6 separate regions of the Homo sapiens genome follow, and all the other regions are linked to region 4. A link is a contact called in ENCODE Hi-C or POLR2A ChIA-PET data. All regions are on one chromosome and are shown on one strand. Each heading gives the region's core, a stretch centred on a gene start or an enhancer-like site at or near the end of the contact. The rest is flanking DNA. Distances are from core to core; before and after follow the strand shown.

Region 1 (2,700 bases), core at 176-2,675, 1.0 Mb before region 4:
AGTGGAGTCTGCCTAGTTACTGAGGCCAAATGATCTCATAATTACTGCTGGGAGGGGCCGTCATGCCTTAGTTTGCTTTACTTTGCTAGAGTGTAAAGGGTAATGCTTAGATATTAGATTCCAAGAAACGGAAAGGAAAGAGGATTGCTTTCCTTCATTTTATGCCTTCTTGGAAATGGAGAAGTTTCCAGGAGAAGAATCTGTATTCCATGGTCTGTGGCTTCCTAAGAGTAGCTCAAGTCCCAGTTTCTGGGAGTGGCATCTTCATAAGGATGTTTATCATATTTCAGTGTCTTAGTAAGGGCCCCAGTTTCCTCGCCTCCACACCAAATCCTCCTCCCTCAGCCTGTGTCACAGAGCTGCTCTCCGTCACACCTTACTCAAATTGAGAACACATAGGTTTTTTTTTTTTTTTTTTTTAATTTTTAAAAGCTTGGGGAATGTAAACATTTTCTACATGACTAATGAAGCTAGGCATTGTAGATAAGAGAAGCAGTGAATGTTTTAAAATCAGTCACGGTTACTGCTGGATTTTATTAGAAACACTCAGACTGGTCTAGTTTTGGGGGGTTAATATGAAATTTATAGCACAGCTGAGTAAATAAGGGTATCCACTTATTTTCAGAAATGATTTTTGAAGTTTAAACCACTTACTATGAACATTTTATAACATAGAAAACAGGTACAAAGTAGATAGAATAGTATAAACAAGGCAATCTTGTTTCATCTATATACCTGTAGCCCACCACTCCTACCTCCTACTGGTTTTGAGACAAATCCCAGACCACACTATCTTTTCATCTGTAACTATTGCAGTGTATAACTCTACAAGATAAAGATTCTTTGAAAAAATAAACACAATACCAATATCAAACCTTAAGGCTAAAAATTGTAATTGATTTTTAAAAAAATGAGTGAAATATGGCTGTTTTTCAGGGAAACTATTAGCACAATGTAGTAGTATTTAGGATTGGAGTGGACTAAAGCATCTCTAGGCACACTGTTGGGTATCTGGTTACCCAGTAGGGGACTTGGGAGAGTTCCTGTTCTCACACTAGTCCACATGGCTCTTGCTAGCACAGCAGTAGGAGCTGCCTACTTTGACATCACCAGGTACCAGGACCCCTTTTCTCTTGCCCTTCCTGCTCTGGCTATACTGGAGAGAGGAAGAAATGGAAATGCCATTCCCCAATCTCAACACCTGAGTCAGATTCGGCTCTCTTGAAGCTGAAGAAGAGAGATTCCCAATGACACGAATCAGCATGAAAGGAATTATGGTTGTGAACAGAATGTATCAAAGTGGGTGGTGTCCATGACTCTAGGTGGGATGATGGAGTCACTCTGCATCCTGTCTGTGCCTCAGGCTGCAGCTGCTTCTCTTTAATCTGCCCTCCCACCCCCTCCTCACCCCCCACTCCCCACCACATACCCAAGAGACAGTGAGAGAAACCTGAGCAGCAGCAGACATGGGGTGATGTGATATCCAGGCTGCCCACTTCCTCTGGCCCGTCAATACTTTGTGTCAGCAAGTCCTCAGGCTGTGCTGGCCCTCAAGATTGTCTGGATTTTTCATATGAAAAAAAGCTCAACATCACTGATCATTAGAGAAATACAAATCAAAACCACAATGAGATACCATCTCACACCAGTGAATGGCGATTATTAAAAAGTGAAGAAAAAACAGATGCTGGCAAGGCTGCAGAGAAAAAGGAACACTTTTACATTGTTGGTGGGAGTGTAAATTAGTTCAATTATTGTGGAAGAGAGTGTGGCAATTCCTTAAAGACCCAGAGGCAAAAATACCATTTGACCCAGTAATCCCATTACTGGGTATGTACCCAAAGGAACAGAAATCATTCTGTTATAAAGATACAGGCACAAGTATGTTCACTGCAGCATTATTCACAATAGCAAAGTCATGGAATCAACCCAAATGCCCATCAATTATAGAGTGGATAAAGAAAATGTGGTAAATATACACCATGGAATACTACGCATCCATAAAAAAGACTGAGATCATGTCCTTTGCAGGAACATGGATGGAGCTGGAAGCCATCATTCTCGGCCAACTAATGCAGGAAAAGAAAATCAAACACCGTATGTTCTCACTCTTAAGTGGAGGTTGAACGATGAGAACACATGCACACAGGGAGGGGAACAACACACACTAAGCCCTGTCAGGAGAGGTGGGAGGGAGAGCACCAGGAAGAATAGCTAATGGATGCTGGACTTAATACCTAGGCAATGGGTTGATCTGTGCAGCAAACCACCATGGCACCCGTCTACCTATGTAACAAACCTGCACATCCTGCACATATACCCTGGAACTACAAATAAAAGTTGAAGAGGAGAAGAAAAGAAAAGATTGTCTGGGTTTTCATATGAACATCCTCATTTATCTTGGAGACTTTACAAGGTTTGTAACAATTCTGTATAGATCTAAAAAATGAGCAGTACGTTTGAAACAAAATATGGAATTCTAGGTACAAAAATCAGCTCTCAAAAGTATTAGATTCTCTGAATTGATCAATCATAAACATATACTTCAAAGGGCACCTGTCCCCTTATCTTTGCAAAAGGTTCTTGCCAATTCTTAGAACAAAAAATCTGCGGAATTCAGTTCATAAAAAATGGCTTTTACAAAACAATAATTCATAACATCTCCTTGAATGGCTTCAGATACCAAATAGGCAAGTTACC
Region 2 (2,700 bases), core at 35-2,534, 1.4 Mb after region 4:
TCTGTGTCAAACCAGAATCTCAGAATGTTATTTGGAAATAAGATCTTTGCAGATGTAGTTATTTAAAAATCTCAAGACGAAATTATCCCAGATATAAGGTGGGCACAAAGTTCAATGACAGGTATCCTTATAAAAGAGGAAAGGACACAGAGACCCAAGAAGAAGGCCATGTGGAAAGAGGGGCAGAGTTTGCAGTTATGTTGCCACAAGCCAAAGAACACCAGGAGCCACCACAAATTGGGAGAGGTAAGGAAGAATTCTCCCCTAAAGTCTTTGGAGGGAGCATAGTCCTGCTGACGTCTTGATTTCAGACTTCTGGCTCCCAGTGTTATGAGAAAATAATTTCTCGTTTTTAGACACCAAATTTTTTTATTATTTGTTATGGCATCCATATGAAATGAATACACCAGTGAAGCTATAAAGTATGAGAAAGTGGGGAGAAAGCTGAAAACTCTAAGAAATGACTTTGCTGGAGAAGGGGAAGTTCATGTCAAAGTTCATTAGCATTGAGATAAAAAAGATCAGTGCTATTCCCCATACACTGTACATTCTCCCTTGTGCCTTTATCCTAATTAATCAGATGCTGACCAGGCTTTGTATATTATCTGATGGCCATTCTCAGGAAAAGCAAGGATTTGCTGAGCTTTTGCACTTTTCTGAGATGGGGAAGGCACTGAGAAAAAGGGCGCATGACGATTTTACTACAGAAATTCTGCAGTGTGATTTGGCATCATGACAATTTGGCCATCTGCTTTGTGGAGGGAGTCCAGCACCATCAACGAGACAGTGTAATTTCTGTCACTTCTTAGAGAAGCATCCTTGTAACACAACAGTCCTTTGGTGGGTTCATTGTGTGGCAGTGTAAATTTTCATGACTAGGGTCCTCGTCCATCCTGGTTTGCCTCAGACAGCCCCAATTTATGCCTGTTGTCCTGGCTGAATTAATTACAGCCCTCCCTTTTTCACTTTGAAAAGTGTCCCTGTTTGGATGATAAATTATATAGCCACCTTAGCTATGACACAATCTCTCATTAAAAAAAAAAAAAAAAAGCTGTAAAGCTTTGCAAATTGATTTACTTTCATTTTCTTGCCAACCCCACAAGATTACTTACAATGTTTTGGAAATAGTAATTACATTTTTTTTTAAAGAGAGTTTTGCCTGGGAGTTAGAAAAGGGAAGTTCAAAAAGGGAAGTCTATGCTGTCTGTTTCCTAAAGACTGTTTCGCTCCTCCACAGCAGGTGCCCCCACCAGTGCCTCCCTACCCGCTCCCAGCTTTGGTGGCAGAGCAATGCCTCTATCCAGTGAAAGGAATTTGGCTGCTTCAGCAAGGTGACAACTGCACACATCCATATCTGCAAGGCAGGTGTAAGCTGGCATTTTGCCCAAGTCTAGCCAGACAGCTTCATAAATCCTGCCCTTACCACAGCCCGAATTACTTTTCATGACACAAAGCCAAGCTGTGTTATTCACCTAATGCCCCGATTTACAGTTCCCAAGACAAAAGAACATACAGATAGAGTTTCAGGGCTCTGTTTGCCTTCACGTTTATCTAAAGGTCAGTTTCAGGTCACGCTCAAGAAACCTGACAAATGGTGGTGAATAAACCTAAAAATAAATTAAATGCAAGTGGGAAACTTAAGCATTCCTTATTCTTGTGCCAAAAGAAAACTCAACCCAATTGACATTCTTTTAATATCTGAGATAAACAGCTGTTCTCTTATTCATGGCATCGTAGGGAATTATCATGCTCCCTTCAGCTCCTGCGCACATGTACATGTGTGTGCTTCCACATAAGGTACCCACATGTACACACATACACACGTCTCGGCGCAGTTCCCGTTTAGGTATTTGTTCTTGTGTCTTTAAGGACCTGAGTTCATGGAAGACTTGAGGGTCCTCAGAGTGAGAACTGCTCTTATCTGGAACAGTGCTGTGGTTGCCCAGGAGTACCACTCATGTCCTGCCAGGCTCAGGGGCACTAGGACGTCAAGCAGAAATCTCATCACTCTATGAACGAGAAAATCAGACCAACAAATGCCGGTCCTTGGAGAGAGATAATTGCTCATATGCCAGATTCATGAAGGTGAGAGTTGAGCAGTTAACCTGAAGAATGCTTCATGCAAATAGGCTTAGAACTGCGGAACAAGAAAGTGCTGGAGCCCCACCAACTGAAAATACCTCTGCAGAAACCTCAAGACCTCAACAGTCCATTGCCGAGTTGTTGGCCATGACAGGGCTTCTAGAGCAGCACTTAATTTACCCTTGGTAATTCTAAGGAAAATGATAGACAACAACAAAAAACCCACCTTCTGCCCTTCAGAAAACTGCAATAGACTTTGAGATCTACCCCACTATGCTGTGTTTTTCTATATGTAAACCTTCTCTATGATGTAGATTTTCCTTCCTCCCACTCCATCCCCAAACCCCCAGCCTCGCTTTTCTATTCACAAGATTGGGACAGAAATTTCACTAAGAGAAGTAAGACACTGCTGGAGAAGAAACACACTGAGCCCATCACATTTCACAGTGGGTTTGTAAATTCCAGCTGCCTCTGTTAGGGTTACAGAACAAGCCCAGAGTTGTTTCTAAAGACATAGTCAAGTAAAACTCATCACTGTCAAGCTTCTGAATGCAAGGAAGAAGTGTGGCAGATGAATGTGTTTCTGTGACTGGTTTGAAAACCTGCCATATGGTTTGT
Region 3 (2,700 bases), core at 1-2,500, 1.0 Mb before region 4:
GGAGCAAGTCATTCTAATCCTCTTAGAAGAAATGTCCATGGGGACACCCAGACTTCAACAAGACTTTGAGCCTAGTGATAATTAATGTAAGTTATGAAGTTCAAAACAGAAGTTAGACCGGGTTTCTAAGCACAAAAATTTGGCAACTTAAAATGATTTCAAAGTGGAATTATCACATCAGTATAACCTTATGATAATACATATCCCTCCTTCCTAAATTACTCATATCCTGATACCAGAACAAGAGTTTTAGAGCTCAGAAGGGTTAGTGTCTAAAATCATAGACTGAATTAGAAGTGACTTCAGTAGGCTTAGAAAATACCACTTTGTAGGAAAAAAACAACCTCTCCTCCCAAACCAATTTTACCAAAGACTGCAAAATAGATAAATATTTTAAAAGTAGAGAAGACTCAATTATAGGCTAAACTCTTTATCATACCTTGTCTGTGTGTTTAATGTGGCAATGGTCACCAAAGTCCCTTGAAGTACAGTAATATTCATTTGTGCCTCCCCCATCCCCACTCTGCTCTTGAAGTTCCAGAAGGGCAGATCCAAAATAACATTTATCCTTGTATTGCCCATCGTTATTGAACAAGTAGATACTCAATTATTTGCTGAACTAAAATGAATTTGTGAAAATGGTCATTCTAAACGAAGGGCTGTGTTGGGACTTTGAGCTTCAATGTGGTTAGGCTTATTTTCTACAAAATTATTTTCCCAACATCCAGTGAGTTTTGAATTAAGAGAATTTGTTTAAATCCTACAGTAGACTTTTCAATCAATCTAAACCATCTCCTTAACTGAATATCTAGACAGAGAGAGAGAGTGAGAGACAGAGAGAGCGCGCCACAAGATTGTCCATATAGGAGCTCCAGAAATCCGCATCCACCCAAAATGCGTCCCGGGGCAGAGAAGTTTAGGCTGCGCTCCTCCCACCTCCTTGGATGGGTCCCAGCTGAGAATACTCACTGGGCTGAGCCAAGTTTGCTCTCCCTCTTCCCGAGCACTTTCGCAGGCTTTGTGTCTTCCACATCTTGCTGTAGTTCAGTCATCGGGGCCGTGTCTGGAGGGCACCTTCAGACTTCCGCGCGCCTGGCTCTGCCCCGGCTCGTCCCGGCTTCTAGGTCCGGGTGCGCAGGCCAAGCAAGCGGCGCCGTGCCCTCCCCTGCACCCTCCGCCCAGCGCATCCAGGCCGGGCCGCGCCAAGCTCCCGGGGCCGCGGACCTGGACACGTCGGAGCGGGCGCGATTGGTCCGACCCACTGTGGAAAAGCCGAGAGGGAGGGAAGGGGAGGGTCGAAGCGAAGTGACAGCCTCTTTCCCCAACCCAGGAGGCAGAGAAGAGAAAAAGGAAACCTGTTGAACGAGTCTTTCGGGAGAGGAAGCTAATTGGCCAAGCAGGTGGAACATTTGCCTAAGAAGGCACAATCTGTTTAGCCTCCTGGTAAATTAAGCTTTTTGTTTTCTATCCCGACTGTAACAGGGGGATTTTTAGAGGGCAGCCGGCTCTAGATACCGGAAATGGAGACGTCTGAGTGGGACGCCCTGTCACACAAATGCGCTGTGTGGGCTGGCCTATGCCCCATCCTAAATTATTCAAACAGGATATTGCTTCATTGAGGGACTGCCTCTTCTGCTTAAACAATAGGTCTGCTCAATTTTTTATGTGGGAATAACAAAGGTAATAAGTAGTTGCCTTTGGTGGTGTTTTGGTTAACCCTTCATCGTTCTGGGGTGGGGGGGGTGGTTAGAGGGGCAAAGAAGAAGCAACCATCAAAATCTTCAAATATTGGGTTATGACTGTTCTCATCAAAATCAAAATTGGTGTTTGATAATTCCCAAGCCGTCTCTTTGTTGCCCATAGTTGTGCAAGTACCTTATTTACTATGCACTCAACCAGTACCGTGAATGCCTCTTCTTCCCACCTTTTGGTGACATTTTGACTTGCCTGTTCTAAGGTTTTGTATTGGAAGCATTCACTCATTCATTCATTGAACAAACTTTTGAGAGCTACAAAGTTCCAGGCATTGTTCTCAATCAGGGGTGTCCAATCTTTTGGCTTCCCTGGGTCACATTGGAAGAAGACGAACTGTCTTGGGCCACACATAAAATATACTAACACTAAGGATAGATGATGAGCTTTAAAAAAGGTCTGTGCAGGGGCCAGGCACGGTGGCTTACGCCTGTAATCCCAGCAGTTTGGGAGGCCGAGGCGGGTGGATCATTTGAGGTCAGGAGTTCGAGACTAGCATGGCCAACCTAGTGAAACCCCATCTCTACTAAAAATACAAAAATTAGCTGGGTGAGGTGGCGCAGGCGCTTGTAATCCCAGCTATTTGGGAGGCTGAGGCAGGAGAATCACTTGAGCCTGGGAGATGGAGGTTGTGGTGGGCCAAGATGCACCACTGCACTCCAGTCTGGGCAACAGAGTGAGACCCTGTCTCAAAAAAAAAAAAAAAATCCGTGCATAAATGTCACCATGTTATAAGACAGTTTATGAATTTGTATTGGGCTATATTCACAGCTGTTCTGGGCTGCAGGTTGGGCAAGCTTGTATAAACATTGACTTGTTATAGCAAATGACATTTGTATTGGTGGTTTTCTAATTTGCAATGGAGTAGTTGACAATTAGAATAATTAATATAAACGTTATTATTGGAAGCCTGACTTGACTTCAAAACAATTACAAGTGGCAACAGTA
Region 4 (2,700 bases), core at 200-2,699:
TTCAACTCCTTATGCTTATGAAAACCAAGGCTCTCCATTCTTAAAAAAAAAAACAAAAAAAAAAAAAACTCTCAAATCCAAATCATTTTTTAAAGCACCCTGACCCTTTAATAAAAAGAGCCAGTAAGATAGCATCTGAAAAAAAGAAAGACAGATTTTAGGAACAAAGGATTTTTTTCCTCGTGCTTTGTTTTCCCAGTCTTGAATTAATCACAGCTGTCTTTCCCCAGCAAAGGTTATTTTTATCTAGCATGCTTTAAATTAAAAAACAACAAAAACAAAGGGAGCAATCTGATGTTCTTCAAGCTCCCAGAGCCCTTGCACAGAAAAAGAAGCATTTGCTCTGTGCAGCTAAGAATCCAGCTTTTAATTCTATCTTTTCTTGTGTTTACATAAACTTTCGTTTGCATTTCAGAAGCCTTATGGAAAGATTCCTGTGGCTGACCCAGGAGTAGTGGTGAATTTCTCCATCAAGTGAGTATTGATGAGCTGCAAAGTTCAGTGAACAGGAAAATTCTGCTCCTTTTATTGCCAATGTGACAGGTTACTTTATTACCATGCCTTTCACAGCAATTTAACAGTTACCCTGGTAACGGATTCAGTGAGGTAATGGGATCACAGGCATTGGAGCGGAGGCAGGCTGGCCGCTCGGCGCAGCCATCTGCTGGCTGCTGTTCCGGAGGCTGTCTGCCTGGAGGAGCCCTGACAGTCACGGGGCCTGCATGGCAATGAGCAGGTGAAACCGCAGGCCTGCCCTATTTAGCTGTACTCTGGTGATTTGTCTTTCTAATTCTATTGAAATAATCATCAGGATTTGTTTCTGATTAATTAACTAACCTTTTGGTAAAAAGATTAGATAACGAAATTGCTGCCTATTCAGAGATAATGAGATTTTTATTACTCTGTCAAAGGAAAAAAAGTACATTTATGTGTCACCAGCCGCTGTGTCAAGAGGAAAAAAAAAAAGAGAGATTTCAGTCTTTGTCGAATGTGTATATTCCTCAACAGACGAAGGGTGTGCTTAATTCTGTAGGAACTCCCCAGCCTCGTTTGACGCCTTTAGGAAGAGTTTTTAAAACAGCAAACAAAGTAATAAACACATTTAGGCCAATAGGCTTTTGGGGAGGGTGCTAATTTGTTTTAAAATGTCTCCTAATGGGAGAGAAACGCTTGGGAGTCTGGGGAACTTGCCTGTACTGTGTGGGTGTATTTATGTAAGTGTGAGAGTGTGAAGAAAGCAGTAAAATCTCCGTGCGAGGCTTTAAAATGACATATGTAGACAGGCTGCTTTTCCTCCGCACTACAGATATGTCTTCGACTTGCAGTACATTTGTCTTCTGGCAGGAGCTGCACTCGGGCAATGGGAAGGGGAAATCATCCGAGCTTAGCAGGCTGGGAGGTCACCTGTGACTGTCACAGGTAGGCTGCCTTAGGAAATGAATTATTCTGACTGGCGGTGAGTAAAAAGGGAAGCAGCCCTTCTCCTGTTTCACTCCAAGACACGCAGCCAGTCAATTTAACCTTTTCTCTTAAGAAGTCACAGCTCAATCCTTTGTTAAGGGGGACTTTCATTTTCTCACTCCTCTGTGCCTTCTTCAATGCTGTGATGCCAAGAAAAAAAAAAAAATACCAACCCCGGGAAAAGCGCTTCCCTTGGATAAAGAGATGCCAAATGCGCCAAATAGGCTGTGTGAGCCAGGCAGCATTGGAGGGAACAAAGCGCAGTATATTTCCAAATAAAACTTCAAAGAGCTACAATATTGTTTTAATTACTAAAACCTGAGGAGGAAACACAGTGCATGTCTCTTCCTTCAATGCAATGAAACGGAGGAGTGGGAGAAAGGGCCAAGTGGCAGGCTGGGACCCAGCTGAGCATTTTGTGAAAGTGTATTTGTGTCACTGTCTTTTCAGAGTCAATGAGACACTTATGTTTCTTGTGATATCCTGTGGCCTTGGCTGCCTCCGTTTGTGTGTGTATGAAAATGAAAAGATTTCAAGTTCTAAAAATGGAAGTTTCTATTCTGAATTTCGTATGGTTCACAGACAAGTTGCAACAGACCAAAGGAAAAAAAAAAAAGAAAGAATGTGCAGGGGATCAAATGTGAACATTCCAGAGCCCACTTTCCTGTCCTGCCTGGCGTTCCCACTCTCCTTCCCCTCTTTATTCCAGTTCCTCCTGCACCTCCAATTGCCAGCTAACAGGCTCCATTCCTGATAACAGATGCTTGACAAAGAAAGAGAAATAAGACATTAAAAAAGAGTAGACTGCTGCTGGGGGTGGGGATTTGATAGCACATTGCCAATGGCTTTTTACAGGAACTTGCTCTCCCTGGCTCACTACCAAGACAGGGAAAGAACAGGGCGGGGGAGGGAGCCTTTGTCCTCAAACTCCCAGTGAAATATAGGGTTAATATTAGCAATTATTATTAAAATTAGCCAAATGTTATTAAATGATCTTTGTATAGAAGAATAAGTATAGTTTTCCCTTTGGCAGACAATGACATCTGCAGCTCTACATTTTCATGAAATGACTATACTTAACAAAAACATTACTTCATTTTCATGGTATTTCTTTTGTGCCTAGGAGCAACCCTGTAATTGTTCACTTCAATTACAACATTACTATTTTAAACCGAAACCCATTTTATCTGCATGCCAGCTTTTTATTTGTTTTACCAACTATATCTATTTCCATTACTG
Region 5 (2,700 bases), core at 130-2,629, 2.0 Mb after region 4:
CAAATAATCAAAATGTAGAAAATATTAAGTACAAATATCTGAGCCTATTTTCTAGGAATAATATTTGTCCTCCTTTCACTTCCCTTTCCCTCTCCCCATCCTTCCTCTTTAATTGAAATGCCAATAGGAATTTGACAGTGATGGACACCCTAGTGGCCTCATAATGAAGTTTGCAGATCGGGTGCAATATCTCCACTTCTAGTTGCACAAGACTGAAAAATGGTTATAATTATCCTTCTTTGCATATGTTCAAGCACAGTATGGTATTGCAGGGTGCTGTCTCTTAAAATTGTGAAACTGCAAGTCATGGTGTTTTCAGAAGACTCGGTGAATATTGGTTTATACCTTTTAGTTCCTAACTACTTGAAGCTTCCCTGTGAGCTGTATCAGAGAGGATGGATAACCAAAACAGAAACATTTGAACTCTCTGAATAACTGGGGTAATTCCTTTATGAGCTTTCTTTTTCCTTTTAAAATTTGAAAATAATATATACCATCCTATATCACACACTCTGGTTTTATGTTAAAACAAGCAACCTGATTTTTCAATGCATATTAAATATAAATATTTGCAAAGGAATATTAGTGATAATGATGATGGGGCAGTCGTGATGGTTTTGGAAAGTTTGTATGTGAACAATAGACCTTTCCATTTATATATATATATATATATATATATATCACTTTCTGGTTTCAGGCTGCTACTGCTATTTATAGTCTACCCTTGATGGTAAGCAGATGTCTCTACTCTTAATCTCTTTCCGTAGCCTTTGTTTCAGGCAAGCTGGCTCATTTCTAATTGTTCCACACTGGGCTAATCCATCCCTTTTGCTTACAATATGCTTGAATGGCACATGGTTAGATGCTGCTACAACGCAGATATTAGGGAATCCCTACATAGTGCATTCTGTGAACATTCCCTGCTCATTGGCATTACATAAAAATGCCCATTATTGAAATGCAGAGATAAATAGGGTTCCAGAACCAAGTGACTACTAGTGCTTCAGGACCTTACTATTTTCTATTAAAGTTGATTCAGAGATAAAGCTCACAAAACTGGAAACACCACCAGATGGGACATCAACTGGAGGTTAGATGTACTTCAGGATATATTAGCAACTGTAATCACAAATTGTTCAGCTATATATTCATAGTAGAAAAGATTATTAGTGGATCAGGGATTCCTAATCATCAGAGTGTGTGGCAGATTAATGTGAAGAGAAGGTTTACAGCCAGGCTTCAGATTATTGTGTACAGCCTGCAGCCAACTGTATCTCTACTATGCCTGTAGTAACAGTGGGTATACATACTTGTGCATATAAACATGACTCATCAGAAATGTCCTGCAGAAAAAAAAAAAATAGTTCGCCATTCCTCACTACTTGTAAACCTACATTTTTCCCTTAGAGTTTCATGTAGATTAATTTCCTTTTCTGTCTACCATTCTAACTCTCAAAGAAAAAGCCTTCTAGGAAATATAAATCAGTGGGTTGCCTCAACTGACATAACACTGAATTGAGAACTTTATCAATAGTTGATATTATGGAGACATTTAGTACTTTTGAGGGAAAGTTGTTTAAGGAAGTAGATACCCATGGGACTATCTTACTAGCACTGCATGCATTTCAGGCTTTTACTGTGCTCAATCAGTAATGTGTTAAAATCACAAAAGCATATGGAAAGCTTTACTTTGTTTAGGAAATATGTTTACTGAATACAGTGCAGGCATATACAGTTGCCCAAAAGGGAAAACTAAGAGGAGATTCTGTTTGCTGATTGCTTAAAGGGGGTTTCAGGATTTTATTAGCATCTTTATGTAACCAGGAAAGGGGAATCAGAGTCCTGGACTGAGCCTAAAGTAAGATTTAAGCCCATTCAAACATGTCTGAGGAACTTTTAAGCAGGACTTTCATGAGTCCATTTGCCAGAGAGTTGCTCTTTGAAAAACGGGAGAGGTAGGGAGGTTTTGTGCCTCAGGTATCCCTGTTTCATAGCCAGGGCCCCAAGCGTGAAGTTTAAAGAGAAAGGCGTAGTAGGCATGAAGCATCGAAGCAAATTCCCTAAAGCACTCAAGGGAGTAGAATGTGGCATCAAGAGGCAGGAGGCTAAGTATTCCCTTCCCTTCTGGGTGGAAAAGACCTTGGCTTTGGTACAGTAAGACTCCTGGAAATCCAATGTTGGGAGCATCTAGGGGAGGCACCCTGGTGTGGCTAGACATTAGCCTTGTCACAGGACCAGCAGCAGGGGAGGTAAAACGTACCCTCAGGTAGCTTAGGCAGGATCTGAGTTTTTGTAAGCCCATGAAAACCTTAAATGGGGAATCCAGACATATATTGGTAAGACTTTAAGTGGGGCAGAATTCCTGAAATCACAGGCAGGGGAATGAACCAGTGTTCTCCCCTCAATATTAGCCTATGTGCAATAATGACCACAGACAACATTTCTTCTGAGCATCTTACAAGTCCTAAATCATCGCCTTTCTAAGTTGGATACTATTATTATCTTAAGGGTTTTTTTTTAGATGATAAAACTGAGACGCAGAAAAGTTAAATGACTTACCTAAGGTGACACAGTAATAAATATAGAGCCCAAAATCAGACCCACCCAGACAATCTGACCCCAGACTTCTCTCTTTACCCCTTTACTATACTGCCTTGCAGTATTAAACACACTGGTCTGAGATCAATCAGGTTACCTATG
Region 6 (2,700 bases), core at 48-2,547, 1.5 Mb after region 4:
GGAGGAGGGCAGAGAAAGTATAGATTTATTGAAAAATGGATGTTGCAAGCAGGGGGTGTTAAATTTCTTCCTCTAAATCATTGTTAGAAGAACAAGCTTAGATTTCTGCTTCAGGATGAAAATCCTAACTGTTGGAAGAGAGAGAAATTTTCAAAATCACAGGTAGCCGGCATTTCTAACTTTCATTTCAAAAGCATTAAACCACATACTTACCTCTAGCTCATCTTGCAATAAGACAGCATGACTACACTTGCTTTTAATATCCTCTACACAAGATTCTTCCGTGATTTTTAATTTAAAGAAAATGAGCCCTTTACTGACAGCTCGATAACCTTTCCCATGGGAACAACAGAAAAAGGTTTCCCGTTCACAGCACTAATGAGCAGTATATAATAGCCAGCTTCTTTAAATGGTGTAGTAAATATATCTTTATTAACAAACATTATGTATTATGTGTTTCTAGATCACAATATTTAAGAATAACCTTTTAACGAAGTGAATAAATAAGCCATAACAGGTTTCTTGCCCTTTACTAAGCAAAATATCAAGAACTTCTGCAAGGGCAGAGGTTAAGTGACTCTTTTATTTACTAATGATAAAGTTAATTGCATGAAACCTAATTCCACCCAGTTGGAAAAAGAATTTTTCTTTTAACACTTGACCCTCACAGTCATTTTTGAGAAATATTGCAATTCTTCAAATGAAGCTTACCCTCATCTCGCCCAATAGGTTTAACTATTGCAAGCAAAGCACTGGCTATATTCCATTTATAATGGCTAGCTAGGAACAGTAAATGTCTACTTCTTACCAGGGCTGCTCAGAGTAGCAGTTTTAATATCATTTAATAGTAAATATTCTTTATTATTCTTTTCACTGTGAACTAACCAAGTGGCACAATTCTGTGGCTAATTATAAAATCGCCTACATTACAGAAGAATTAAAACAGCAAATGAGTCATCTGGAGAGCTGCCATGGTTTTTCTAAAATTCTACACACACTGCACGTGAATTTTAATATGTAATTTTAATTACACAACTCTTCCCAGCAAACTCTTCTCATTACTTAGGCAGTGTGTGTGTGTTTCTTTTACCTTGATTACAAAGTCAAACCATTTTAGCTGAAATTAAAAATATCTGTGTATTTATAGAGAAAACAGAGGGTTGTGTTTTGATAAAGCCTCCAGAGGAGGAGGGCAAAACTTAACCCTGTAAGGAAGGAAGGCTGCCTGGTCTTCATATCAGACAGCGGCTAAGGAAATCCTAAGAGAGTTTGTTACATGAACCAGTGGGTTGAGGCAACCTTTAACGTACAGGAAACTGGAGTTAATTAAACTGTTACCGGGATCCTATCTATCATCCTAGCGTGTGCTCTATCCCAAGTCCATTTACATTTTAGAATTGAAAAAATGTTCTCAGGACTGTTGATAAACCATGTTTACTGTCTCTATTGATTTGCTACTTTTGCATAACCTTTATGTTTTAATTATCTTATAGTATTTCTTGAAGGCTCTTCTGTAGCGGTTGCTATCTGATTAGACTTTACTGGCAATTATTAAACACTAGGAGTACACCTTTTAATGGATTAATCTGCTTCAAAGTTATAAGATGACTACAGGAGTGAAACTGCCAGGAAAAAATAATGTCACCTTACTCAGTGCTATTTTCAAGCCACAGTTATTGTGTTTACTGTAGAGGAGATATGCTCAGATTATATGTGTGGAATCAGGGGAAGGGTCTTTTACATATAGTATGTCTGACACGGCATCTACCATTAATCATTAATCATATAATCAAAATACAAATTTAAAATCTCATGAATTAGCATTCTGTGAAAGAGCTAGAGTTTGACCTTTTTCTGATAATAAATATTTTTACTGAATGAAATTTTTGTTCATTGTAAATTAGAATTGCACAATGTATGTTTATTTCTTCATTTTAACTAACATTTACTGAGTACTTACAATGTATCAGGCATTGTACTAAGAGCTCATTACATGGATCACCTCATGATCATGGACTACATTAGCCCCATTTTACACATGAAAAGACAGAAGCACAGAGAGGTTAAGTAGTTTGCCTCAGGACACACAGCCTACAAGTATTTCAGTACTACAAGTATTACAGCCTGCAAGTATTGGAAACCCAACAGATTTCCAACTTAAAGTATTTGATTCTAGAACTCTGTAGCTTTACTACTAGGCCATACCCTATGGGATATATTTCAGTAATGGAACCCAAATACCACTAAATGAAGAATGACCAGGTCATGTTATGCTTTTAATATTTTAATATCTAAATACTTGCCCAGAGCTTTAATTTGAAGATCCAATTATGACAAACTGGATTCCAAAATTCAAAATAGCTCAGACCCAATTATAATATTGTTTAAAGTTTATGTGCATATATTCTATTTCAAGAAGCTTGACCATTCTGAATGGATTTCTGTAAGAAGATATAACAAGAAAAATTGATTAGATCCTGTCTGCACTTCTAAAACAAACAAAATATGATCCTGAATTTGCTGATTTACCACTATTATCTCAAAGCCAAACATTAACATCAGGAAACATATAGTATTTATCTACACAGTGTTGGTTGTAGTTAACAGGAACCTGGTAACATTTTCCCCAAACACTCTAATGACAATCCTGAGTTGAACCTTCCATTCATTTATTTTAGTTTTGAGTGTGGGAGGGAAGGA

What was found. A loop is a pair of places that touch in the nucleus more often than their neighbours do. ChIA-PET counts read pairs that join two places held with the same protein, here RNA polymerase II (POLR2A). Pooled maps may share reads with other maps.
Region 1: a loop to region 4 is called in a map with no recorded cell type, with 15 times the contacts of the local background. The contact joins two enhancer-like sites. A Hi-C loop is called at or near these places in 6 of 37 single-sample maps with no recorded cell type and 4 of 50 pooled maps. POLR2A ChIA-PET finds 5 or more read pairs at or near these places in 1 of 52 experiments (WTC11).
Region 2: a map with no recorded cell type shows a loop between it and region 4 (11-fold over the local background). The contact joins two enhancer-like sites. A Hi-C loop is called at or near these places in 20 of 37 single-sample maps with no recorded cell type and 6 of 50 pooled maps.
Region 3: a loop to region 4 is called in a pooled map, with 4 times the contacts of the local background. The contact joins the promoter of GRAMD2B here to the enhancer-like site in region 4. A Hi-C loop is called at or near these places in 1 of 37 single-sample maps with no recorded cell type and 1 of 50 pooled maps. POLR2A ChIA-PET finds 5 or more read pairs at or near these places in 1 of 52 experiments (WTC11).
Region 5: a pooled map shows a loop between it and region 4 (4-fold over the local background). The contact joins two enhancer-like sites. A Hi-C loop is called at or near these places in 5 of 37 single-sample maps with no recorded cell type and 5 of 50 pooled maps.
Region 6: a loop to region 4 is called in a map of endothelial cell of umbilical vein, with 5 times the contacts of the local background. The contact joins two enhancer-like sites. A Hi-C loop is called at or near these places in 1 of 168 maps with a recorded cell type or tissue (endothelial cell of umbilical vein) and 1 of 50 pooled maps. POLR2A ChIA-PET finds 5 or more read pairs at or near these places in 1 of 52 experiments (activated T-cell).

What each region holds. Positions count from the first base shown.
Region 1 is chr5:126,444,341-126,447,040 of GRCh38, reverse strand. The region is part of intron 1 of GRAMD2B (GRAM domain containing 2B); the gene reads right to left. Among named protein-coding and RNA genes, the nearest start is that of GRAMD2B, 22 kb to the right of the region's middle. RefSeq lists an enhancer at 1,016-2,215. Within about 2 kb of position 1,425, at least 10 of the 41 ENCODE cell types and tissues checked have a DNase peak (open chromatin) inside an H3K27ac peak, as active enhancers do.
Region 2 is chr5:124,055,980-124,058,679 of GRCh38, reverse strand. No RefSeq gene overlaps it. Among named protein-coding and RNA genes, the nearest start is that of LINC01170, 380 kb to the left of the region's middle. RefSeq lists an enhancer at 1,779-1,968. Within about 2 kb of position 1,284, at least 10 of the 41 ENCODE cell types and tissues checked have a DNase peak (open chromatin) inside an H3K27ac peak, as active enhancers do.
Region 3 is chr5:126,421,959-126,424,658 of GRCh38, reverse strand. GRAMD2B (GRAM domain containing 2B) reads right to left here and starts at 1,250. Exons shown (of 14, transcript NM_023927.4): 1 at 970-1,250. The coding sequence starts at 1,052. RefSeq lists a silencer at 1,146-1,275.
Region 4 is chr5:125,410,885-125,413,584 of GRCh38, reverse strand. No RefSeq gene overlaps it. Among named protein-coding and RNA genes, the nearest start is that of LINC02240, 81 kb to the left of the region's middle. RefSeq lists an enhancer at 1,420-1,919. Within about 2 kb of position 1,449, at least 17 of the 41 ENCODE cell types and tissues checked have a DNase peak (open chromatin) inside an H3K27ac peak, as active enhancers do; they include endothelial cell of umbilical vein, where a contact is called at or near this core.
Region 5 is chr5:123,453,355-123,456,054 of GRCh38, reverse strand. No RefSeq gene overlaps it. Among named protein-coding and RNA genes, the nearest start is that of CEP120, 31 kb to the right of the region's middle. Within about 2 kb of position 1,379, at least 3 of the 41 ENCODE cell types and tissues checked have a DNase peak (open chromatin) inside an H3K27ac peak, as active enhancers do.
Region 6 is chr5:123,880,433-123,883,132 of GRCh38, reverse strand. No RefSeq gene overlaps it. Among named protein-coding and RNA genes, the nearest start is that of CSNK1G3, 370 kb to the right of the region's middle. Within about 2 kb of position 1,297, at least 2 of the 41 ENCODE cell types and tissues checked have a DNase peak (open chromatin) inside an H3K27ac peak, as active enhancers do; they include endothelial cell of umbilical vein, where a contact is called at or near this core.